Regions from separate parts of the Mus musculus genome. Here all the other regions are linked to region 3. Evidence: chromatin loops called from intact Hi-C (ENCODE). Cell type or tissue: left cerebral cortex. All regions are shown on one strand. Each heading gives the region's core, and the rest is flanking DNA. Links, peaks and the distances in the headings are about the cores only.

Region 1 (11,209 bases), core at 3,837-6,336, 470 kb before region 3:
CGGACATGGCGTGGGTACTGATGGGGACGCATAAAGGGGCTCTGTGCACCGCGGAGGTGGGGGCTCAGGGCGCCGGACACTGACCTGCGGCAGCGAGTCCATATCGTCCCTGGCGCAGTCCATAGCGGGTGGCAGTCCTATACCCTGGCCCCAGCGACCCAAGGCTGCTGCCCTGCGATGCGCGCGCTTCTCTCTCGAGGCGTTCTCCGGTTCCGTGCCCTCGGGGGCCACTTCATAGCCGCGGGCCCACTCGTCCGCAGCCCCGGCCGGCCCGCTATCACGGCCCCGCTGCTTCTGGGCTCAGCCAGGCAGCGGCCAGAACCCTGGAGCGCGCAGGAGGGCGCGGGTGGCGAGGCGCGGGGCGGCGATCGGAGCCCCAAGAGGCGACGCGCGGGCCGGCCGGGCCGGGATGGCTGGGCGCGCGGCCGGAGCCCAGCCGAGCGGGCCAGCGCGTGGTGCCCTCGGCGCTGGCGGCGGCGGATGCGCGGTGCGGCCGCGGCTGTGACAGCGCCTCCCGCCCCGCCCCCACGCACCCCGCCCCCGCGAGCGCGAGCTGCCGGCGGGACCCGAGCCACTCGCGGTCCGTACCAACCTCGCGGGCTGAGGCGGGGGCCGACGCTGGACCCCCTCCTCTAGCTTGGTATCACCTCCCTGCTCTCTCCTCTGTGGCCCTCCCTCTGGGGCGTCTGGGACTTCGTTTGGATGCTGGAGTGGCCTCGGGCGGGGCCCAGGGCACCCCAGCTTTGGCTCGAGTGAGAGCGCGCCCGCCCTGCCGGCACCCCCAGCTCACCCGCCTCCATCCTTCAATCCTGGCTGCTCAGGCCCCTGGCTTGGCAGCTTCTCTCAAAGGGCGATTGTTTCCGGGCTGGGATGCTGAGGGTTTGGGGGTTGCGGTGGGGCACGGTTCTGCGGGACTAAGACACTGAGCTGGAATGAGTGCGGCTGTGAAAGAGGGTGCGGCCCCCAGCTTGGCTTCGGGCAATCCGAAGTGGATACAGGGTTGTTTGTATGGGTCGGAGGTAGGAGTCCCCAAGGAGCCTGCCAGTGGGGCAGCCCCACCTGTGGGCACTGCTTCTTTCTTTTAAGGATATGCCAAAATGTTGAGGGTCACTCTGCTTTCCCGCCCCCCAGCACTGGGCATCTAACAAGGAGGCAGGAGGCACAGTCTGGTGCAGAATGAAGAGATGGCCAATGTGGGTGGGCAGGCCATCCAGGAATTTCTAGGTATTGGGGGGCTGGGATGCTGGGATGCTAGGATACAGGGAGTTTCTCTCTCTCTCTCTCTCTCTCTCTCTCTCTCTCTCTCTCTCTCTGTCTCTGTCTCTCTCTGTCTCTGTCTCTCTCTCTCTCTCTCTCTCTCTCTCTCTCTCTCTCTCTCTCTCTCTCTCTCTCTCTCTCTCCCTCTCTCTCTGCCATGCAGTCATCCAGTGGGAGATTTCTAAATGCTATTGTCTACTTGCCAGAGCCTAAGATGCCATCCATGCACCTTCAGGTTTATATTGCTGATAGTCCTCACTGACACCTGTGGTCAGGGCCTTCAGCTGTGTCCTCTTCAAAACTCCAAAAGACCAGCTCCACCGCTAGGCATTGCTGGGTTGAAACGTACTTTATACTGTGGGCTGAGGCTGAGCCCACAGCTCTTCACCATCACCTCTGCCTATCAGGATGAAGCCTGGTTCTCCTCTTGGGTGAAGTTGAGTGGTGTAAAGGCTCTAGAATCAATTCTGTTCTTCAAGGCTTTGAGGTTAGGTAGTAGTCACAGTTTACAACATCCCATAGAAAATACAGAATTACTGTCTCTAGAGAGAGGCTTTCTCCAGACTCTTCTCCCCTTACTCCATACCAGGGAGCCCAGGGCATGCTGTCTTGCTGCATCTCCTTGAGGAAACCATACCACCCAAAATTACTAAGTGACAGGGCAGAGATGATCTTGGAGGCTGATTCTTACCAACAGGGAAGCTGATGCCCACAGACAGGAGCATCCATGTGTGGGGTCACACTCACTCATATCTCTGCCCAGGATGGTGCCAAATCCCCAGGTTGGGGATTCAGGACAATGCTGGAATAATGAATGGGTTAAAGGCACTACCTAAGTGACCTCTGGGCCTGTCTCTTTAGTAATAAGACAGGTTTTCGGTAAGCCGACAGGATCTTGTCTGGTCCCACAGGCTTCGGCCAGCAAATGTCCTCTGGTTGTTCTATGGGGTGGCTTCCCCTCTAACTTCTCTAGCCTGGCATTCAACCAGATGGAGCAGGAATGGTTGCAAGTTTTATCGCACCATTCTTGTGAGAACAACAGTGATAATAAAACCCCATTCTGGAAACATGTCTTGAAAGTTAGCCTGGGGCTGTTTATGGTATTTTTTTTGTATTTATAAAGCCAACTTTGAAACCATAATATGATATTAAAATTAGCATGAGAAGGCTCAGCGGAGAGACCACAGCCTGACATTTATTTGAAACTATTCTACAGGTATGGACCCAAAGATACATGTGTATCTATGTAGATGCAACATGTGCCCAAAATACAGATACATAAGTTACCACAATAAAACCAGTGCAAACAAATAGTGTGCATTTGTATACATCATGTGTATGTGTGAATGTATGCACATACCTGCCTGCTCCCACCTGGATACACCCACCAGTCTTTATCAGGGTGCCGAGCCATAGTTATCATTTTTCTGTGTTCTTTGTTAGTTGAAGGGCAGCAGTGTTTCCATTCCACATCTGGATTTCTTGCATCCCTACAACTTGGTCCTTGTTCCAAACATCTGGAGAAGCTCCTAGATCTAGGAGCTTTGAATGTTGCATCTCTCTTTATTTTCCCCTCCTCTGAAGAGTAAATAGCCCCTCTTCTCAGAGGCTCCCAAAGACTAGCACCAGAATGTTTAGTATGCAAGCCTTCTGGGACAAGCTGTTATATGTTTATTGTGTAGTTAAGAAGGACAGGAGCCCTGCCCCATCCTCTGATTTTGGCACAGTTTCCAAAATCTGAATCTCAGAAGGATCTCATAAAAGCATCACCTGCAGTGTAAAAGCTAAAAAAACATCTGGGACTAGATCACCTGTGCCCAAATTTAATACGACTAGCAATTAGTCTTGCTGGCTCATTGTTCCCCTAGCTGGCCCTTTGCTTGGCTCTCTTTCATCAGTAGCTTTGTTATGCTCCAGGGCTGCCATTGGTGGTTTCTTTTCAGGCCATCTTTTTCTTCTCAGCTAACTATGCAAGGAACTAGAACAGGTAAGCCATGTTCTCACCCAGGTCTGTGCCCTACCCTCTCAGCTGTCTGATGGCTGGGGCCCCTGTTTTTAGGCAGTCACCTGCTATCCCTGCTCTTACATTGGGACTCATCATTAGTGATTTCGCTGCCATGAATGGACAGGCCCAGTTAGGAACCCCTCATTCCCCAGTGCATGAGCTCAGCTGTCATGGTTCAGGCAGGGGCATATAAATGTGTGCATGACAACCAGGTGCACCCTCACCAAGGAATACAGTGGAGAGAGGAAAGTTTTCCTCTCTTTGAACAATTGGTTAGGGTCCCTGGGGATGGGTCATACTTGCAAAGTCTAGCAGAAAATTTCATAGGATATACATCCTTAGAAGTTTTGTGCTGACTGTGTGGATGCACTATTTGGAGTGGTTGAGTTCATGGCTGTCATAATGAGCACATTTTTCCACTCCTCCCTTTTATTAAGAGGCCATTGGTTCTGGTTTTGAAATTCAGTTTCTCCAGAGCAAATTGGAGGTGGATATTTGATCACAAAGACTCTCAGATTCCCTTCTTTATGTCCCATCCCTGCCTCCTCTAAATTCCATTGTTATAGTGCAGGTGCACAGATATAGGGTACTTTTGAAATATACTGACTGCCCTTTGCATTTGGGGGCTGACAGAGATGAGAGGCAATGGAGAAGGGCCCTGTGTCTCTGAAGAAGCTCTTTCAGAGGCAATCTGAGGACTCTTGTATGTGTTCTTGCACAAGGGAGAAGAATCCAGGTTGCCCATGACCTTTCTACCCACTACTCTCGAGTCTCCTTGGGACTCCTTCCAACCTAGACATGAGCTACTGTTCTTGCACAGCCTCTGCGGAGTCTCAGGTATGATCTGCTTCTCCCCTGTTCCCAGCTATACTTACCTGGGTTCCTGGGGGGGGGGGGTGAGGTATTAGGATGCACATGCTTTCATTTGTTCCTCTAATTTCTATTGAGTTTCTGTCAAATCTCAGTCCATGGAGTTAGGACAGAGATTGACAGCCACCAGAACAGTCAATGTTGATAAGGCCTTTTCATAAAGCAGGCAAGGGTCTAAGTCTCCATGTGCATTAACTGATTTCATGACATAAGATGTTATTTATCAGGAACCATTTGTGACAAGGCTCCATTATGATTTCCATTGTATAGGCCTGCAATCTAAGGCATAGTGTTTAGGTAATTTAATCAAGGTCACATGCTCAGCAGTGACAAAGTTGTCTTTGAATCAGGTGGTTGAGCTTAAAGACTCAGCTCTTCACCATCAAAGTACCTCAGGAGTTTGGGTGCTATTGGGTGCCAAAGACAAGAAGCCAGGGCATATATGAATGTAGAATGAGCTGTAGAAGGGAAATAATGGAGTCAGGGTTCAGGGAGGATGCTGAGACCAAGGAAAGGCTTTTTTTTTTTTTTAAAGTTCCATTTGATCTGAAACTTGCAGAAGGGCCAGCATAGTGTAACACTAATGCTCGGGGCTGGTCAAGGGACTAGAACAGTAAAACTTGTATTGGAAGAAAGAACCAATCAAGTCAAGGAAGGTTGTAAGGCAGTGATCAAGAATTGAGAGAGAGAACCAGAGACTCTCTATCACACACACACAAAGAGACACACATAAGGGGGTGACAGGAGAGAGAGAGAGAGAGAGAGAGAGAGAGAGAGAGAGAGAGAGAGAGAGAGATGAAGTGAGAAGGACATTCATTTTCTTTTTGGAGTTTGAGCATGACTGATATCCTACACTGGTGTCTTCCAGGGAAAAGCTGTTCAATAAATATGATGGATGTAGTTGTTTAATTTCCTGCCTAAATGCTTCTCCATAGCTGGGTGATGAGCAAACATCTTAGACCTCTGGGTGTTGGCAGAGCTTCTGCAGGAACAGCTCTGTACAACTTCCTTATGCGACTTGGAAAATATAGAAAAGGAGTTAGAAGACATCTCTCATGGGTGCTCTAACTCCAGCATCCATCTGCCCACCCACTCGCCCACCCACCCATCCATCCACCCATCATCCATCCATATATCCAAACATCTATCTTTCCTTCCTGACTTCAAGGACTTCTCTAGCTATGAAATTTTTAGGTGTTAGAAACACAGAAATTAAAGATTAGCATCTACTTCCAGGTCAATTGTTCTTTTAAGCCTGGCGTTTTTCCATCTCACTTTTCCCATCTGCCTTTCCTCTTGTGCCCTGCCATTGAATTCTTCTGCATGAAGGAAGAGGCAGGCAGAGGGCAGGTTGTTAGACAGATGGAGATCGGGGCTGCTGCAGAAGGCAGAAATGGGAGAGGAACAGAGGCAAACAGTGGGAAGCTGTCCAAATTCTTCTTGCTCTCATGTAGAGGTTTGGTATATAGTGAGTTTTGGGTATCTGGGGAAGGAGGAAGGGATGCCTATAACATACACAGGTAAATTTCAGACATCTAGGAATTAATTTTATTCTCTCTCTCTCTCTCTCTCTCTCTCTATATATATATATATATATATATATATATATTTGTTCTTAAGGGTTTGAGGATCAATTATGTGCACTGGAAACAAGTCGCTGTCCTACCTCTCTAGCTTTGTTGGGCCTGTGATTTCTCCTTATTTTTCTGGGAACCAAGAGGGTGCAGAATCTGTGGAGAGAATGATCAAATATTTGTGCATAGATGCCCTTTGCACTGTCTCCATGTGGCCTGAAGGCGGGGACTCACTTCTGCTACTCTCTGACAGCCACAGGTGCTAGGGACTCAAAAAAAAAAAAAAAAAAAAAACACCAAAGAATGTTCTCTTGTTGACTTTGTGAGACAAACCCAAGTCCGTGATGAGTTTCAGGGAAAAAGAAAAAACATGGACTTACACATCCATGGGAAGAGTATTGGATGTGGGACACATCTTGTTCTTCTGTGGACATCTGGGAGTCAAGATGCAGCAAGGCCACTTGGAAATCTCTGGAAACTATTTTCAACAAAGCATGTAGAGTCTCTCTTTGCTGAGACCCTAAAGCTTGCAGTCCCGGGTGGGTTGTCCACACCATTTACCCCCAAACCTCTGGTCTTCACCCATCTTGAGAACTGGAAAAACTGCACTTTATCCTCTGGTTTCTTCCTGCTTGATAAAATCTCTGAACTCCCTGTAGGGAGCTGGTGATCTGTCCTTACATAACCCAGTGAGGGATAAAGGGTCGACAGACTTAGGGAGAGCTTTAATCAGGACCCTTGGGTCTGAGCCCATATCTGACAGTATTAATTTTACCGTTCTGTTTCCTGAGAGATGGATGGTCATTTTGGGCTTTCTGGTCTCTAATCCCCCATTCAGAAAAGCAAACACCCTAAATCCCCAATAATGTAGGTCTCACAGTCTTACACACATATCCGTGTTTCAGCACCAAGGCCAGCACCACTCACAGGCAACAAAAATTCATGTTCTCACATCTGGACTGAAGCAGTGTCCATACTCTGGGGGCCCAAGTTGTGCTTGGCAGGGGGATATCACACTGTGGAAGTCAGACTGACATTACATGAAGCCTCTTCTAGGCATGGTCATTGTGCACCTTTGAAAAACAATAGGCTCCTCTTTATAAGTAGAAACAGTATTCATGGGATGCCAGGATAAAGCTAAATAACCTATCAAGGAGAGCAAATCAATTTTACTATGCATGCCAATTCCGTAAATTGGTTGTGAATGTATGAAATGCCGTGAAATGTTCTGAAGTTACACGTGGGCTAAACAGGATCGAGCACTGTGACTGCTTAGTGATGTTTGCTTTGATTGGGTAGTAGGATATTAGGTTAATTGTGTGTGCATGAGAGAAAGAGAGAGAGAGAGAGAGAGAGAGAGAGAGAGAGAGAGAGAGAGAGAGAGAGAGAGAGAGAGAGGGAGGGAGGGAGGAAGGGGCATGTAACTATTTCTAGTAATTAGGTGATATTATCTAAATATCTAGGATCTATTTAATTTTGAGGATTGCATGTCCTTCACATTCAACAGTGTTTCTTTCTTTTCCTACTCATTTAATTAACACTTGCTGAGTGCTTACTAGGTTCTTGTTACCAGATTTTTACGTTCTGTTTACCCTCAGCCCTAGCTTAGAGTCTACAAATAAAGGGACACAAAACTGTAAAATAAAAACCGCGTTTGGAAGGCTTTGTGACATTTTCTTGGGGTAGAGAAGTTATGATGACATTCTGGGCAAGCGATGGCATTCAGATCAAGTTATGATCATTTCCATAATGGGAAGCTTGTGGAAATCCTGAAGAAGGATTTCTAAGAATGAAGTGTGCTATCTAGAGCAGGACCTTCACTGAGTGGCACACGCATTCTGATAAAACAGTGCATGGTGTTTGCTTATCATTGCAGCCTGTGTGATTACAGAAAGCATTTAATGTCTACCTTTGCTTGGGACAACAGAGCACAGTGGGCGCTATAGAGAAAGGCACAGCAAGTCCTAGCTAGAAATCACCATTGGGTCTGCAAATGCTATTTTAGGGGAGGTAAGGGGGGGTCTGGGATGTCTACATTCTGGACTGAGGCTGAAGTACAATAATGGGGTACCCTGATTTGTGAGCATGTGGGAAGACCAAAGTTCAAGAAACTCACTGAGTTATTTCCAGGTGTCTCCAAACAACTCACTCCTATGAGGCTGTAGTTGCAGCAGCTACAACAAATCTTTCTAATGCCCCTTCTTTTTACTCTCTGGTATACTACTATCATCCTTGTAGCTCTCCATGTTATGTATTTGTGAAAAACAAGAGAAAATACATATATTATAATTTGGATACACCCAAAGGCCAAGGAGAAAAAGAAACTGCCAAACCATATACAATGGCCATGACCTTCAGTAGGCACCGATCCCAGCAGACTTGGAAAGCCAGGAAACCCAGGGTCAGAAGCCTTGAGTGGCTGAGCTGAAAACCTACCATTCATCACAGTGGTAAGCAGCAAATTTCCCTGCCTCTTTTGAGGATCCCACAATTAAACAGGCAGAGAAATGTATTTCATGAAATATGCATATTGTTTGCTTCCTACAACAGCATTTTAATCTCTCTTAGCTCATAGCCCAGAAGAGCAATGGGAGGAACGATCTTTCACTGCACATTAAAATCAGTTGTCAGCCAGCACTGTCTTCTGGGGTGAATGCCTGTCATTGTCATTGTCATCATCAGCACCATGCCACTATTATCATCCCCATTATTTCTTTTTGCAGTCAGTGTATAATAAGTTCACAAGAGTTCCACAGGAACCGCAGACTGTGTCTTGCTCTTTTACGAAGTAAAATGGTTGGCATATGCCTAATGAATGTCTGATGTTGTGAATATTTCTAAGTGGATGAATGAATGAGGTTTAACGTAAATCAAGTTGTTTGCTCTTCAGTGTGACCCTATAAGATGTGTTTCCAAGTGTTACCTCATCTTCATTGAATCTAAGGAAACAGACATTGTCTTGAAATAGAACTTGTCTTGTGGTCTGACCTCATGGAGATGTATTATGCTCCGGTCAAGTTTTCCTTCCCCATGAGTGTCTGATCACCGGACTCCCTTCTTTAATCTCCCTCATTGCTCTGGCCTTCTACCATTCCCACACCCATTTAGCTCTGTGCCCTAGCAGATGAGCTCACTCCCGTGGATAATGACTCCTTGTCAGCACCAGAGCCCAAGGAACAAATTTTTCATTATTGGACAGAGATGACATGCAAGAACAATTGGACTAAATTGATTGTATTTTCCAAATCATCGCCCAGCTTCTAATTCTATCTGTGAGATGAGCTAATTTGAATGAGAATTAGCTTCTAAATTGAGAACCCAGGCTCTTGACCAAGAGGGGGGAAAGGGTCCTTCAGCAAGGAAGGAGGTTGCCAGGATTCTCAGTAAGTCCATAGACTTTCCAGAATTACACAATCAGGAAAAGCCTGGTCACAGCCTCTGTTTGCTCTCTCGTTCCATCTTCCATTTCATCCACACTTGATAACACTATCTCAAAACCAGCGCAGAACAGCAGTGCCATGAATTCTGGCTCTACTGCCACTCCAAATGAAACTACAGCAATGGATAGCAGAAGTTGGAAAGAAGCCTCCTGCCTCAGAATTATAAGGGGATGACTTGTTGCTTCCAAACCCCTGTGTACTCTCTGTCCTTCATCTCTGAAAAAATCTGGGCTATTTCCATTTCTACCCAATTGAGGAGGCTCCATGGCCTTCCACACATACAAGTTCATCTCTAGTCTGCTCCCTACAGAAGAATGCTCTTCTTAGTCAAACCAAAACCTGCCTTCCTTGGGCTTTGGGGAGTTGTCATCTTGGGCAGAGCCCCCAAAGTTAAAATACTGAAGAATCTTTTGAATAGCATCTGATTAAAGTAAAGATTCTGATTTAGGATCCCCAAGACACTGCCTTTTAAAGTGACAGGGATGCCTCTGGCCCACAGAGGTCCTAATAACAAGATCTCTCAAGCATAGGTGGGCTGTGTGACGGTGGGATGGTGCTTACCTTTAGATAGGATAGTGGTCACCTTTCGATGAAATGATGCTCACTTTAGTTGGATGGTACTTACTGTTAGACGGGATGATATTCACCTTTGGACATGATGGTGCTCACCTTTAGGAGATATGGTATGGTACTCACCTTTAGACTTTTCTTCACTGGGATAAAAGACATACATTCTGTTAAATGCAGAGTAAACAGGTTTTAAAAGTTCATAGAATGTCAAATTTAGATGGAATCTTTTCCCCTAAAGGATTTTTGTCTAATTTTATTCATTTTTCAAAAGAAGCGACTAAGGTCCATAAAGGTCAGAAAATCCACTTACCATCATAGAGAGACAAAGCAGGCTGAAGCTAGAATTAGGTGTGAGGGGCTAAGTTTCTCTTCTCTGAAACTATTTGAATACTGGGAGGAGGAGAAGATAAAAGGATGATAAAATGTGGTGTCAGCTGATGTGGGAGGCAGTAGTACAGAGAGGCTCCGAGCCTTGTTCCTGAAGGTTACAAACGACAGCTTGTAGTTTCTGCCAGGGAATAGGAGTTGGAGCTGGACAGAAGTGTGTGAAGAAGGAGGCAACTGTCAGAGGAAATATGCAGTGAAGATATAATCAAAACATATTAGAGACGTCTCTTGAAGAGAAAGATAATGAAGGTGGAGGGAGGAACAAATTGGATCCCTTCACACGTTTCAGAGAAAATAGTCCCACTCCACAGTACTTAGTTTTCATCCTCATATGATGCACATATGACACACAGGATACTACAGCATCTGCTCTTTCTATATATGCTTTCCCATTTTCATACAATAAACATCTCAGGGCAAAGAGCAAGATCTGCACAGTGTTACTTCCAAGCACCTATCCTAAGACCTTGCATAGAGTGGATACTTAATAGGTATTTGTTGCCTGTGTAGAGACCTGAATAAATATTTAGAAGTAGGATGTGAAAATATAGGACTGCATGTTCTAATAAAGAAAACCCCACTACTATAGAGAGAAGGACAGATTTCACTAGGACACTGGTGATTGGGCTTGATGGCTTTGGTTGCACACAGTAAAGAAAGATGTGTAATCAAGGACAATTTATAGTTTGTGGATTACGGAAGGAGGTAGATGGCATTGTGATAAGTTTCTTAGGAAAAAAAAAATCAAAAGTTCTGTGTTGGGCACCAAGTTTGAGATTTCAAAAGAGATGCCAACAGCTGGATGTAACTGGTCTTTTTGGGGCTAGAAAAGCTTCAGAAGGTTAGAGGTGGGTCTCTCCCTCCCTGATACTGGGAGGAGTAGAAGCAGACTGACTTCCTCTCAAGCATGGGTAGAGGGCTGACAGCTTATCACTCTCTTGGAAACTCAGCAGCTCAGAAGGCTCTCAGGTAAGCTGTGGAGAATGAGAACACATGGGAGGTGACCACTGTGAGAAGTGTAGCCAGAGCACCTGAGAAGCCTGCTTAGTACCACAGGGCTACAGTTCCTCAGAGCTACAGGAGCACACCTAGGGGAAGAGGCAGGC
Region 2 (2,500 bases), core at 1-2,500, 490 kb before region 3:
TGTCTGCCCTACTCAGCCCACATGTGCTCTTGGTCTTTGCCAATGACGAAAGTTATGGCCAACCAAAACATTTTGTGGCCCAGTTTTGGAAATAGTGTACATTTTCTTTTTTTTTTTTTTTGGCCAACATCCCATGGCCAGCCATTCTCATGAAAGACTCATGGCTCCTAGAATCAGTGGCAGCTGCCCGCACATCATTCCTTAGGGAATGAAACCAGAGGGGCAAATGTGCAGTGTCCTCTGCAGGTCCCCCATAGATCTAGTCTCTCCCCTTTGAAACATAAGGTGGGATTTGTCTTGGGGCAGTGTTGGGAGGAGAGGCCTGCAAGAGATGATTGTGTCATTGACAGGGATTAACGCCTTTCTCGCTCCTTCAAGAGCAAGTTGTTCTAAAGCAGGGCCACCTCTTAAGCCCCTCTCTTCCATGGCTGTCCACTCTTCATGCTGCTGTCCTCTATGAACTGAAGCAGCACACAGTCTGCACCAGACCACACGTTTGCACTTCATCTTCCAGAACCACAGAGCAAAAAGCCTCCTGTTCTTTATAAGCAACCCAGTCATGGATGCTCTCTTATAGACACAGACAACAACAGACCAAGAGAGGGAGGTCAGACCTGGCTGGGGCTTCAGAAATGTCTGCTGCTAAAACGAGCCTGGTTCTGAGTCCAGGTTAGGAAAGCAGAAGAAAGAAGGTGGGCATGGCATGGCCTTGGGCTGTGTGGGGTGCTTTCCTGCTTCTATGGCTCTCTTCCTGGGCAGCTGCTTAGACCTGTGGCTTATTCAGCCTCCTTTACATCTGCCTGTACCACTGCTCATGATAACTGGCTGTCCTAGAGCATTCATGGTGTCCAAGGACCAAGATGGCTGACACAGTTAACACATGTACTCCATGCTGTAGTCACAGCTACCCCCAGAGGCAGGCACTGGTGTGTTTCTATTTGTAGTTGGATTCACTGAAGCAATATGGGTAAGCAATTTGCCCCTGGTCAGAGATGGGAAATGACAGAGCCTGAATGACATGGAGGCCACGTGACTCTAAGCTATTGCCTGGATAAGTACTGGCTTAAGCGCCACATTCCTCCACCATAGCTACCTTAACTGTCAATCCCAGTATTTGCTGGATGTTGAAACAGGAAGAAGGAACAATGCTATGGGCCTAATGTAGGGGCCTGATCCATGTAGGGGTGTCTAATTCCATCACATTCTTTTCTGGTAAAAAAAAAATAGTCTATGAAAGAAAAGGGAGGGGAGGCAGAGAGACAAGCTCTAAAAATAAGCTTAGCAATAAACCCAGTTGTGCATTAATTACTCTGGAAGCCATTACAGCTTGAAAACCCCATAACTTTAATGGAGGCTATTATAAGCATAGTGGCAAAATCGTGGAGCTAATTACCAGGCAGTTATTAAGTAGAGCAGAGAGCACCCCCAGACTTGGAGAACACCATCTGGCCAGCAGGGGATGGGTTCACCGGCAATGGTTCCTGGCTGTGGGCAGGAGACCAGTGGTGCAGGCTGTTGCTACATTGGCCTCTCATACCAAACGTGGTTTGTCCCCTGCAGACTGTGGCTTCAGCCTGAGTTCGGAAGAATGTGGGGATTGCCTGTGGCATCTGCATGGATCTCACAGTGGTTTCTGGGGCCTTGGATGGGGCTGACAGAAGAAGCAACAGAAATCTTGGAGAAGCTTGGAGGCAAGGTGGAGAGAATAGATTGCCTGAAAAAATAAGCAGCACTTGAAAGGGGCTTTATGGTGAGAAAGGACCTGTCAGTGTGGACAGGTGGTGGCTGAGGGTCTTCTGTGTTCATGATTTCTAATGGTGTGCACACACCTGCTCATGACTGACCCCAGTGACTGATGGCTTCTCTTACCAACACGTGCCGACACGAGGAGCATCCACTCCCCTGGTATTATCTAAGCATTTCACAAACAGGAACGAAGTCTATATTCTGGGTACAATAGATAAAGCTCAGTGAGGAGTGGCCACTGGATGAGAAGCGAGAGCCAGGACAGTGGCAGGACAGACCCTAGAGGTTACTGTGCTCTCACTCTTCACTCCCCTCATCTCTGCTTTTAGCTTTAAAACATGAACGTTGACGGGAATAGTTCTAATACATTTTCAGCGCTGCTGTTTTAACAACCTGAAGCTATGATGACTGGGGTCTATGAGGATGAAGACACGTCCTACACGAGGCAAGAGAGGTCTGGGTGTGTGTGAGATCAGACTCAGTTTCAGAGGGCCACCATTACAGCTCCCCATGGAACCGGGTCACACTGAAAACCATAAAAACTTGGAGACAGGTATAGTTGAGGAAAGCTAGTCACAGGATTTTTTTTTCTGCAGGCTTCAAAGAGCTGTGGCCTACAGATGAAAACTGGGGGTGTCTGGGGCTCAAATCACTCTATCATCCAAGGCTGGAGGACAAGTTAGGTTGGAGAGACTAGTAGCTGCTTGCCCAAGAGGATCAGAGTAGTGTGTAATGGCGCTCAATGCTGGCCAGA
Region 3 (11,209 bases), core at 3,632-6,131:
AGACATAACATACATCAGCAATTAATGTGAAAATGATCATGGGTTTGAGAAAGAAGAAGGTGAATATATGGAAGAGGTTAGAGAGAGAAAAGGCAAGGAGAAAAATGATGTCCTTTGGTTTTAACTAAAGTTTCTAAATAGGCCTAAGCAACAAGGGAAGATTATATGACTACCGCTGGTCATCCAGCAAGAGGTGGAACAGGAGTCCTACCTGGGCTCAGCAGTCATGCTCTCGGTTTAAGAGAAGCCCTATTCCACTAAGAGCAGGGAGGCAACCTCACCAATGAGAAGGGAAAATTGAACTTCCATAGGTTACCAGAAACCAAATTAATTTTCTTAAGCATGATTTTTCATTTGTAGAAACTTGTTTCCTCTGCTTGGAGATACCAAACACTGTGACAGTTAAGAATCAACTGATCTTTGCTTTGTTTTAAAAACATTGAAGAAACAGTTTTATTAATATACAATTCACAGACTCCTGATATGGTTGATCTTGATTCTCAATTGTTGAGACTTGGATTTACCATGCAAAGGCAGACTCCCTTGGATGTGTCTTTGAGAATGTTTCCAGAAAGGCTTTGCTACGTATGGAAGGCCCAGTATGTTGGCAAAGCCATTCCATGTGATGGTCTCTAAAATGGAATAACAAAGAAAAACACCAACATATAATACATCATATGTGCTTCAATTCAATTTTGAGGAACTACCATACTTACCATGCTGCTTTCCCTCATGGATATACATTACCACCCAACCCCCACAAAAGATTCCCTTTTATCTATGCCTCTGCCAACTCTTATTATCTCTTGATTCATCAGTAGATACATAATATGTAATGAAGGTAATGTATACAATGGGATATATTGTCATGAAAAGGAGATCACAGCGTGTGCAACTCAAAGATGACCCTGAAAGATGTGTTACCACGAAAAATAAGTCAGACACAGAAAGACAAATGTGGTATGACTTATAGACTCAATGTCCAGAATGGTGGCTACCAGAGTCTAGATGTTAGGACAACAGTACAATGTCAGCCAGAGGGAGCTAGCTTTCAGTTAGTGATGAGCAAGTTCTGGCAAAACTGAAGCTGAGTGGGATTGGTGACATATTTGTTCATTGATTCATTTGTGATAATCATTATGTACTGTGTATGCATGTCCAATTATTGCCACATTCTACTCTGTGAATATATTCTATGATAATTTGACATTAAATATTTCTAAGTTCTTCAAAAGTTGGAACTAAAGCAAGTCTTCCAGATGGTGTGCTCTCTTTGGAGGCTGTGTATTATTTTCTGTAAATCATCGCTACCTTGAAATACATGCTTTCCAATCAAGGTTAAACTAAGATAATTTGAGTCATTTGTTCGAAAGAGCTTTTTTTAAAATGTTCTATATTTTATGGGTGAAAGGAGACTCTGTCTTAACCCCAAAGCTTGTTTCAAGGAGTCTCTGTGGTTTATCTAAGTTTAGGCTGAGGTAATGGGTGGAACAGAGGAATAGTAAGGCTACAATCTTCCATTAGTGGGAACCCTCACAAAACAGTAAGCCAGATTTGTGAGAGATGAAACAGATGGTGGAGAGAGGACAGCGTGGGAGCAATCCCAAAAGAAAACCACCCTTATTAACAAGCAGACAGCAAGCATTCAAAGACATTTCCTAAAACAGTGAAAACCATGGCAGGAAAGCCCTTCTCCCTCAGCTATAGGAAGCCTGAGAGAACTCAGCCAGAGGATCTGAGTACCTTTCATCCAGTGACTGATGCCACTAGAGCATTGCAGGAGAGTCTTATCACACCCACAATGGGACCAGACTCTGGTTAGGAACAACCTATGCTCACCATTTGGTTATAAGAATTAAAAATGAAGACATTCCAACACCAACACATAGGTGTTGGATGCAATGTCTTGACTGCCCCTGTTTCATATTCCATAGTATAAACAGAACAAGCACATAGATGCCTGGTGTCTGCATAGAATCACACACTATTCTATACTGTCCTGTCTAACGCTCCAAGCACATGGAGGGAGACAGCATTCCTCATGCTTCTTGAAGTGTGGAGAAAGAGATAGTGGAGCAAGAACAGAAATTATCTTGAACTTCTGGATCTTCAAACTCTTGGGCTTCAAATAAGCTCAGCAAAACCCTACATAAGCAACAAAGGGCAACAATTTCTAGAGGAGCCTCAGTATTTTTCTTCTCTCTCCCTATCGCCTCCCACTCCCCTCTAATCGCCTCCTAATGTGTCTTGAGCTCACCCTGTTCCACATTTCCTTCTTGCACAGTGGCCTATCAGGAGGCTGTGGGAGAAAATCAGAATGATGCCCATGCCCAACGTGTTATGAAATGGGAAGGGTAATAGAACCCTTACATGGTGAAGTTGAAGAATCCCCCACTGAATATGGCAATGAGAACAAGGGAAGACAAGTCTCAGGGAGGTAACTTCTCACTAGAAGAACACTTCAGAATGCCTTTACGGTGGTGCTTTAGTTTCCTTTCTCACTGTGATTAACACTCTGACAAAGACATTTGAGGAGTTAATAAGTTTATTTCAGCATACATGTTACATCTCATCATTTGGAGAAGTCAGGGTAAAACCTCAAGCAGAAACTTGAAAAAGGAAAAAACAAAAAGTCCATAAAGAAATGCTGTCTCTGCCTACTTGGCAGACTACAGGCTCTTGCATATATATATATATAAATTTAAACACAATTCCCTCACTCTACCTCTTACCTTTACTCCCTCTAACCTTTCACATGTCATCTCTTTCAAACCTCTCCCATGTCACCTCCATCACTGCCTCTTAAATTAGCATGTTTTTCTTTGATTGTAATTGTTAGACACGCATGTACATATACATGTATAAGTATATACATGCAACTTGCCGAAGCAGTTTAATATGGTTTGTGTGTACTGGTCAGGGCTGACCACTTTGTATTGGATAACAAATTATGGAGCTCAGAAGGTCAGTTATTTGATTTAAATGTCATTAATTCACAGTTGTTATTGATACATTCAGGTGTAAAAAAATCACTGGACTAATAAATGGAGAGTTTTATTACAATTAAGATTATATGCTAGTTGAAGGGGGCCAACATTTGGAGAAATGTCTCTCTCATCCACCCTATAGAACTATATGACTATAGGATATTGCACTATGGCTGGTTCTACAGAGATGTGTGGGCTGATACCAGAGGGTTGGTAAAGGTAGGCACCCATCTATTCAGTACCATGAGAAAACAGGATCCTGTGCCCAAAAGGTGAAAATGGGATGCCAATGCATATGCCCCATGCTAGGATGAAACAGAATTCCACACTCCTGCACAATATTATGTCTGTCAGACAGCTGGACTCAGAGTACAAAAGTCAATTTGTGTTTTATTAGCCAAACAGTGAATAGTAAGAGGGCATGACTGCAAGATTATCACCTGAATGCCATCTACTTTATTTCCTTCAATTTCTTTCTATTTCTCAATGGTTTGGAGATAAGGTCTTGCTATGCAATTCTGACTTGAACTTTACTTACTATGTAGCCCAGGCTGGTCTCAAAATCATGGTGATCCTCCCAAATGTCAGGATTATAGGCATGAACTATTATGCCTCTATCTCTACTGGCCAATTATTGTTGTTGTTTTTGGAAACACTCTGGCTAGGTATACCTTGCTGGCCTAGATTTTGCTGTGTAAAATAAGCAGGCCTTGCACTCACAGAGACCCATCACTCTCTGCCACAGAAATGCCAGGATTAAAAGTGTATGCATTCACAATTGATTTATGTAGCAAAATTTTATTGACTAAATGTAGTTAGTGGATTTTCAGTAATTTCTTGCCTGCTTGTGGACATAACACAGACTTTTCAGTGAAAATTGGAGCCTCAGCCCTTTACCAGGCAATTGTAGCCCCCAACCCTTGACCAGGTAAATTAGAATTCTTCATATTAGTGCTGTCATGTACCCCCTCCCCCTCTCTCTTCCTTCCTCCCTCCCTCCCTCCCTTTCTTCTTCCTTTTCTCCCTCACTCAGTTTTTCCCTCCCTTTCTCTTTCCTTCCTTCCCTCTATCTTTCTTTCTCTTTTTTGAATTTTCTTTGTCATTTATGTGTGTATACATGTTTGAGTATATGTGTGTATGTGTGTGTGTGTGTGTGTGTGTGCACATGCATGTGAGTGACTGCACGTACAAGCCTTCATGTGGGCTAGGGATGAATTGAATATATGTTCTTCATATAGATAATAGATAATAGGTACCATTGCTATGGCCAGCCCCTAATCCTTTATCCATTATACTTTTTGGCTGTTGTTCCTGTGAAGACAGCTCGCTCAGGAAGGGCTGGATTATCTCAGAGCTCTGGGCCAGTGAGAGCTTAGTTATAGACCACAGAGTACTTTCCTATTTCAGAGAGGAAGTTGTGATCACCCAGAAAACCATTGATAAGGTCTATTCCTCACCCAGACAAACATCTAGGTACTATCAAAAGAATGATGAAGAGCCTTCTTGGTTGCTAAGCCATTGGAGAATCTGCCCAGGAACCCACTGTTCCCATAGTAACCATCACTTTAGAAAAGCCTGACATCAGTTGCCATCCTGCTGCTGAGGAAGGACCTTCAGCAAGAGTTGGGGATTAATAAGGGGGTGAGGCTATCATGTTCTTACTGTGCTGGGACAAAGGCTTAAATGGAAGGCACTCTGTGGAGCAGACAGACCAGCTCTATCCCAACAGTAGTACCCATCCCCAGTCGGTCCTACTTGCAGTTTCCTTCACATGTTGGTTCACTTTAGAAACTGGGTTTGATGAGTAAGTCACTTCTAGTATTCTTGCAGAGGTGTTTACACATTTCAAAAGCAGAATGAAAAGAACTAGGTGAGAAGCCAAGTCTCTCTGTTCTACTCTTTGCTTTATTCCTTTTCTTTTGGAATGTTCAGCTCAGGCATGGGCAGTTCATGGTAATTTTACTTCCTCTAACTCTACTAAACCAGCTCCTGTCTGTTTTTACAACTGTTCCCTCAGAATGCTGTACACTGTCTCTGTACTCTCTTCTATGGCCTCATTCTGCTCTTATGTTAGAATTGTTTTTTCCTATTTAACCTACATCTTTCTGTTATAGCTTAAACATGTTTTCCATAGTTAAATCCATAACTATGGTAAGATTAAAAAGCCATCAACAGATGAACAAACCCACGAGAACCTAAACATGCCATTCCTCAATAAACCTTTACTAGCATCTTCTCTGACTCCTTTAGAGGTCCTCTGCACACTCAGAATCTCCAGACTCAACAATGTCAATGCCACCATTCACTTACAGTATCATGGAGGCTTGAGAAGAAAGTACTTGGTGTTTTGTTTTATTTTTGTTTTTGTTTTGTTTGTCATTATTCATTTTAATTTTTAATATTTTTAGAATAAAGTTTTTCCAAAAAATTGTAGTATCTAGAGCAGCAGTTCTCAACTTATGGATCATGGCCCCTTTTTGGGTCCCATATCAGATATCCTGCATATCAGATATTTACATTATGATTCATAACAGTAGCAAAATTACAGTTACAAAGTAGCAAAGAATAATTTGATGGTTGGAGATGATTACAACATGAGAAACTATATAAAGGGATCACAGTATTAGGAAGGCTGAGAATCAGTGATCAGAGTCTGAAAGAAGAAAGCAATGCAGAATATTCTAGAGTGGAGTGATTCTTTAAGAGTTTCTTCTTATTTTAATTTATGTGTTCAATAAACATCACCCCAGTTTATTGAGGAAAGAAATCTATTGTTTATTTTAAATGTTAAAATTTGACTTTAGAGAAGTTGATTTGTCCACAGTTATGGAGCTTGTGAGCAACAGATATGGAAGAATCCCACATGCTTAGGTTTGAGTTAGTCAGTTATTCCAAAGCCATACTCTCTGAATCCATGGCTTTTAAGTTCTTGTCAGCTACCACCATAAAGTCTAGCAGTCTTTAGCTACATACATTATGTTTAGGAGGGACATGAAGGCAGAACTTTCATTCCATTCATACAGACCTTCAGGACACTTACAGAGATAGAGAGGACTGTGGTAAAGACTCAGACAAGCCCTTTGGTATGGGTAACTCCCCATACCAAAGTTGACCATCTCAGCCTCAGTAGCCTGGTGTGTCCTTGTTCCTCCTTAAGAATGTAATAATAGAACCTAGTTACTGCTCAGGTAATACCACATGCAGCATCCTTCTCTCTTGGATATTGACAGGTGCCCTATTAAGAAGACACCATGAAACTCTGGCTAATGGACATCCAAAGGTCTACATATTCAAATGGGGAAGTATGTTTATACTAAAGAGGTGCTAGTGGACACACACTCTCTTTCCACTCCCTTAGTGGACTAATGTCTGGAAATCAGAGATCCTGACTGGAGGCTTAGGCTGTGAAACTATCCCATTCACAATATTTATATGCAAACACACACACACACACACACACACACACACACACACACACACACACACACAGATCTTCCCACTTCTGCCACGTGGGACCTGATTTTCATTCTTTAAGGCCCCTGAAATTTTGTTGTCTGTCTGTCTGTTTATGGCATTACTGTCTTCTTCTAAGCACCATAAACAATCAGCTCCTCTCAGTAACCCCTTTGAACCCAGATCCTGGACTTTTTATCCTCACAGGTTTGGGCACCTAGACTCTGCACTCTCTGATCTCACTTTCTTCTTCCATCCGTTTGCTATCAAACTCAGCCAAAGGAACACCTGGAGTCGCAGAGCTGGTGACCTGTTAGTTGTGCATGTTTTCTACTTTCTTCTTTGTACAGGAACAACAACCTGCCCAGCTAACAACAACATCAAGTAACATGCACAACTGCAGCTTCCCTACTGCTGGCTATTCCCTTAAAATCAGAAGTGCTAAGTGCTAAATGACAGTTTCAGTACATAGCTCAGCATATTCTTCTATTCCTTTGGGAAAGCACTTATTTAGGGACCCACATATCCTGTGATTTCAAACACAGGAAGCAGATATTACTTAAGTGGGTTACTAGAAGTGTCAGGACATCTCCTCTTCAATCTATTCTATTCTGTCGCATTTATTCTGCCTATTGAGATGACAGTTCCAGATAAATGATGTGTGCACTGCATATGGGTTGGGGGATATACCCTCCTTTTATGAACATTAGCTCTGCCATCCATTCAATAGGTGATTCCAACACTTTGCCTGGAAACTTCTGCGTGGCGAATTAAACAGTCATGGGTTTGTTTTATCATCTCATATTAACAAGTATTATTTACCATACACATGACCATTTGGCACCGAGTTAAATATGTTTTAAGGGATACAATGCTGTTCTGTCCATTTCTGTAGGTAGAAAGGGATACTTCTCTCATATATTCATTCTACTTACAGGATTTGTTGATTAGCCTAGAAAGCTAGAGTACAGTGCTAACCAACTGTGCTCAGTGTTGGTCTAGGTGGGTAAGCTGCCTCTATTCCTATCACCACGACTATTCTCCATATTTGCAGTAGCAGAGCAGACCTTAGTGGATCTGATTCAATGTTAACCTGAATATTTATGCCTCTTCTGCTCTGGGAATCTTGCATGGACATTAGTGTGGGATAACAAGGCTTCCTATTTTCACTGGACCCTATATGGCCACACACATGCTTTGTCATAAGACATAGTAGGCTTCTGTCATTTATTTTGGTTCCTGCTTGGTCCCATGACTAGATGGACAATCCATTTTCACTGTCCATAAGTTCCTATATATTCTACCCCAAATTCTTTTCCCTTTATACATGGGCTAGATTGACAGTTGCACTGCCTGAAACTCCACTAACTGAGAGACAACACCATTGAGGTAGTTCTTGGAGCTAGACTCAGAGATATCAGCCAGAAGCTTCCTAAGAGCTGAAACTGAGCACTTTGCTCCTAACATGGGAATTAAAAGGCTTAGGCAATGGCTCTATGTTAGCACCATATATAGTAGATTCTCTAATCACTTGTAAAATTTCATGTGAATGAATAAAAAAAATGCTGCCTTCTCAGACAGGTCAGGCCTAATATCTCTCTCTCTCTCTCTCTCTCTCTCTCTCTCTCTCTCTCTCTCTGTCTCTGTCTCTCTCTCTCTCCCTCCCTCCCTGTCTCTTTCCATGAACACATCCACAAGCACACACATCCACATACTCACAAAAGCACATAAACACACATGCACTCTCTCACATACATATATTCACTCTCACACATATCCATACACTCCATAAAATTTACATTTCAAATGTTATCCCCTTTCCTAGTTTCCTCTCTGAAAATTCCCTATCCCCTCCACCCTACCCCTGCTCCCCAATCCACCCACTCCCATTCTTGGTCCTGGCATTCCCCTATACTGGAGCATAGAACCTTCACAGGACCTAGGGCCTCTCCTCCCATTAAAGACTGACTAGGCCATCCTCTGCTACATATTCAGTTAGAGCCACAAGTCCCACCATGTGTTTTCTTTGCTTGGTGGTTTAGTCCCAAGGATCTCTGGGGGTACTGGTTAGTTCATATTGATGTTCCTCCTATGGGGCTGCAAACCTCTTCAGCTCCTTGGGTACTTCCTCTAGCTCCTAACAAGAGGATATTACTTCTTCTCAGCACCTCATGGTACCTTCTCCAAAACTGACCATGTAATCGTCCACAGAACAGGCCTCAACTGATACAAAAATATTGAAATAACCCCATGCATCCTATCAGATCACCATGGACTAAGGCTGATCTTCAGTAACAACATAAATAATAGAAAGCCTACATACACGTGGAAGCTGAACAACACTGTATTCAACGATAACTTGGTCAAGGAAGAAATAAAGAGAGAAATTAAAGGCTTTTTAGAGTTTAATGAAAATGGAGCCAAAACATACCCAAACTTATGGGACACAATGAAAGCAGTCCTAAGAGGAAAACTCATAGCTCTGAGTGCCTCCTAAAAGAAACTGGAGAGAGCATACACTAGCAGCTTGACCGCACACCTAAAAGCTCTAGAACAAAAGGAAGCAAATTCACCCAAGAGGAGTAGATGGCAACAAATAATCAATAATAGGGCTGCTATAGACATAGTGGAGCATGTGTCCTTGTTATATTTTGGAGCAAGTTTGGGGAATATACCCAGTAGTGGTATAGCTGGGTCTTCAGGTAGAACTATTTCCAATTTTCTGAGGAACTGCCAGATTGTTTGCCAAAGTGTTTTTACCAACATGCAGGCCCACCAGCAATGGAGGAGTGCTCCGTTAAAAAAATAGTAATAATTAGAATTAAAAGAACTGAAAATGCAAAAAAAAAAAAACAAAAAAACAAAAAACAAACAAACAAACAAAACAAACAAACAAACAAAAAAAACCCACCAAACAAACAAATTCCCCAAACCACAGGGTTTCCTGATTCCAGAATATGCTGAAACCTGTGTACATCAGGGCCATTTGCCTCCATTTCCAGCTGCTGCACAAAACAAAGGAGCATCACCCCTTTTGCTCAGTCTGGTTTTATTTAAAAGTTTTATCACTCAGAAGCTGATTTTAGATGCATTACAGCAAATATATGTTTGCATGGAATGAGGACAACAAAAGTCTTACATTAAGTTTCTCAGGGCTTTTCTTGTGATGTGTAAGACAGCAACTTTGAAACAATGTCTAAAATACAGAAAAAGAGATTGGTGTTACAGATTTCTGTATCTGCAAACTGAAAATGCATATGCACACATGAGCACATACACATGTTTGTGTTTTTCTGCATGAAGAGAATAATGTAACCAGAACAAATAACAATAGATGTCCATGTCAACTGAGCCCTGTGGTATCCTTCTAAGGCACAACACTGCCCTGTAGGAATTTCCTGGACTGTGACACTCTGAGCCGCCATTCCCCCATAGAGGGTAATGTATATATTGGACTTTCAGTGTGTTGGGAACTTAAAGGGGGGCCCAGGGGAAGAGAGGTAGGATAGACCCACAACTCACTAGAGTTCCACCTATGCTCTGGACAGTCAGGCATGGGAGGGCTCCCATACCCTTTCCACTCAGCCCCAGGTGGGTATCCAAGCCTCTGACCCATACTTCGGGGGTAGCCAAAAGGCAGCCCAACCTGGGAGCCCCAGTGCTAGTTGCTACTTTCTTTTCCTTTCTTTTCTTTTCTTTTCTTTTCTTTTCTTTTCTTTTCTTTTCTTTTCTTTTCTTTTCTTTTCTTTTCTTTCCTTTCCTTTCCTTTCCTTTCCTTTCCTTTCCTCTCTCTCTCTCTCTCTCTCTCTCTCTCTGCTTTTTTGAGACAGGGTTTCTCTGTATAGCTCTGGGTGTCCTGGAACTCACTTTGTAGACCAGGCTGGTCTCAAAATCAGAAATCTGCCTGCCTCTGCCTCCCAAGTGCCAGTGCTACTTTCTTAAAGTCCTGGGATTATACAAGAGAGGGATGAGGGAAGAGGTTCCCAACACTGAAGAGAGTGAGCACAACAGATCTTGGCTGGAGCACAGGAAGGCCTTTCATTGGGAGATTAGAAATGGCTCATTAGGAGAAAGCCTATCCCATCCTCCTAGTGCAGGAGGCCTTGATGAGCAGAGTCATTCTATGGTTTTAGAGCTTTATTGTAGAAAGGCAGGGAGAAAGGGAGAAGGTAGAAGAGGGGGGGGGAAGGCTAGAGAGAAAGAGAGAGTAAAAGGGAGAGAGTAAGAGGGAGAGAGTGAGAGGAGAGAAGAGGAGAGGACAAAGAAAGAAGAGAGAGGAGGAAGAGAGAGGAGTGAGAGGGTGAGAAGTAAGAGAGAGATGAGTAAGAGAGCTAGAAGGGGCTGAATAGCCCTTTTTATCTTTACTATTGCTAGGTAACTGGGGAGGAGTTTAGCCTGAAGGTCAGAAGCTTGGGACATTGTCTGTGTGACTTCTAGCCATGCTTCCCTTGTGGGGGCTGTGGGAGGCGGTAACTTAGGCAGGAACCAGAGTTCCAGGAGCATGAGGGAACGCCTACCATGTCATGTAGGTGAATTACCACCATTCCGGGGTTCAGACCTCAGCTCAACTGGAGACAAGCCTCTCTGTGCATAGCCCAATTCCCCACATCACTGTATTGATTTAAATACAGACAACATTTTTTATTTGAGGACTTGTGATGCTTCAGTAATATTGCTTTCATAGTAAAGATGAGCCAGAAGTCTCTTCATCTGGCTTTCAAAGCATGGCCATGTTGGCTCTGCCCAATTAAAGGAGCTGTGCATACACA

The links. A loop is a pair of places that touch in the nucleus more often than their neighbours do. Peaks named below come from ENCODE experiments on the same cell type or tissue, not always from the same donor. Only the 100,000 strongest peaks of a DNase experiment are listed, where the experiment ranks them.
Region 1: it touches region 3 in a loop (1.9-fold over the local background); 3 of 42 quality-filtered maps call a loop at or near these places.
Region 2: a loop joins it to region 3, with 2.2 times the contacts of the local background. A loop is called at or near these places in 2 of 42 quality-filtered maps.

What each region holds. Positions count from the first base shown.
Region 1 is chr9:26,723,053-26,734,261 of GRCm38, reverse strand. Gm48393 (a long non-coding RNA gene) reads left to right here and starts at 1,379. Exons shown (of 4, transcript XR_003948112.1): 1 at 1,379-3,244; 2 at 3,985-4,099. B3gat1 (beta-1,3-glucuronyltransferase 1 (glucuronosyltransferase P)) reads right to left here and starts at 454. Exons shown (of 7, transcript NM_001310766.1): 1 at 85-454. In left cerebral cortex, for the core only: no CTCF peak of the experiment used is centred there; DNase peaks (open chromatin) are centred at 5,130 and 5,514.
Region 2 is chr9:26,748,000-26,750,499 of GRCm38, reverse strand. All of the region lies in intron 1 of B3gat1 (beta-1,3-glucuronyltransferase 1 (glucuronosyltransferase P)), which reads right to left. Among named protein-coding and RNA genes, the nearest start is that of B3gat1, 15 kb to the right of the region's middle. In left cerebral cortex, for the core only: a CTCF peak has its summit at 1,454; no DNase peak of the experiment used is centred there.
Region 3 is chr9:26,255,464-26,266,672 of GRCm38, reverse strand. No RefSeq gene overlaps it. Among named protein-coding and RNA genes, the nearest start is that of Gm39312, 230 kb to the right of the region's middle. In left cerebral cortex, for the core only: no CTCF peak of the experiment used is centred there; a DNase peak (open chromatin) is centred at 4,805.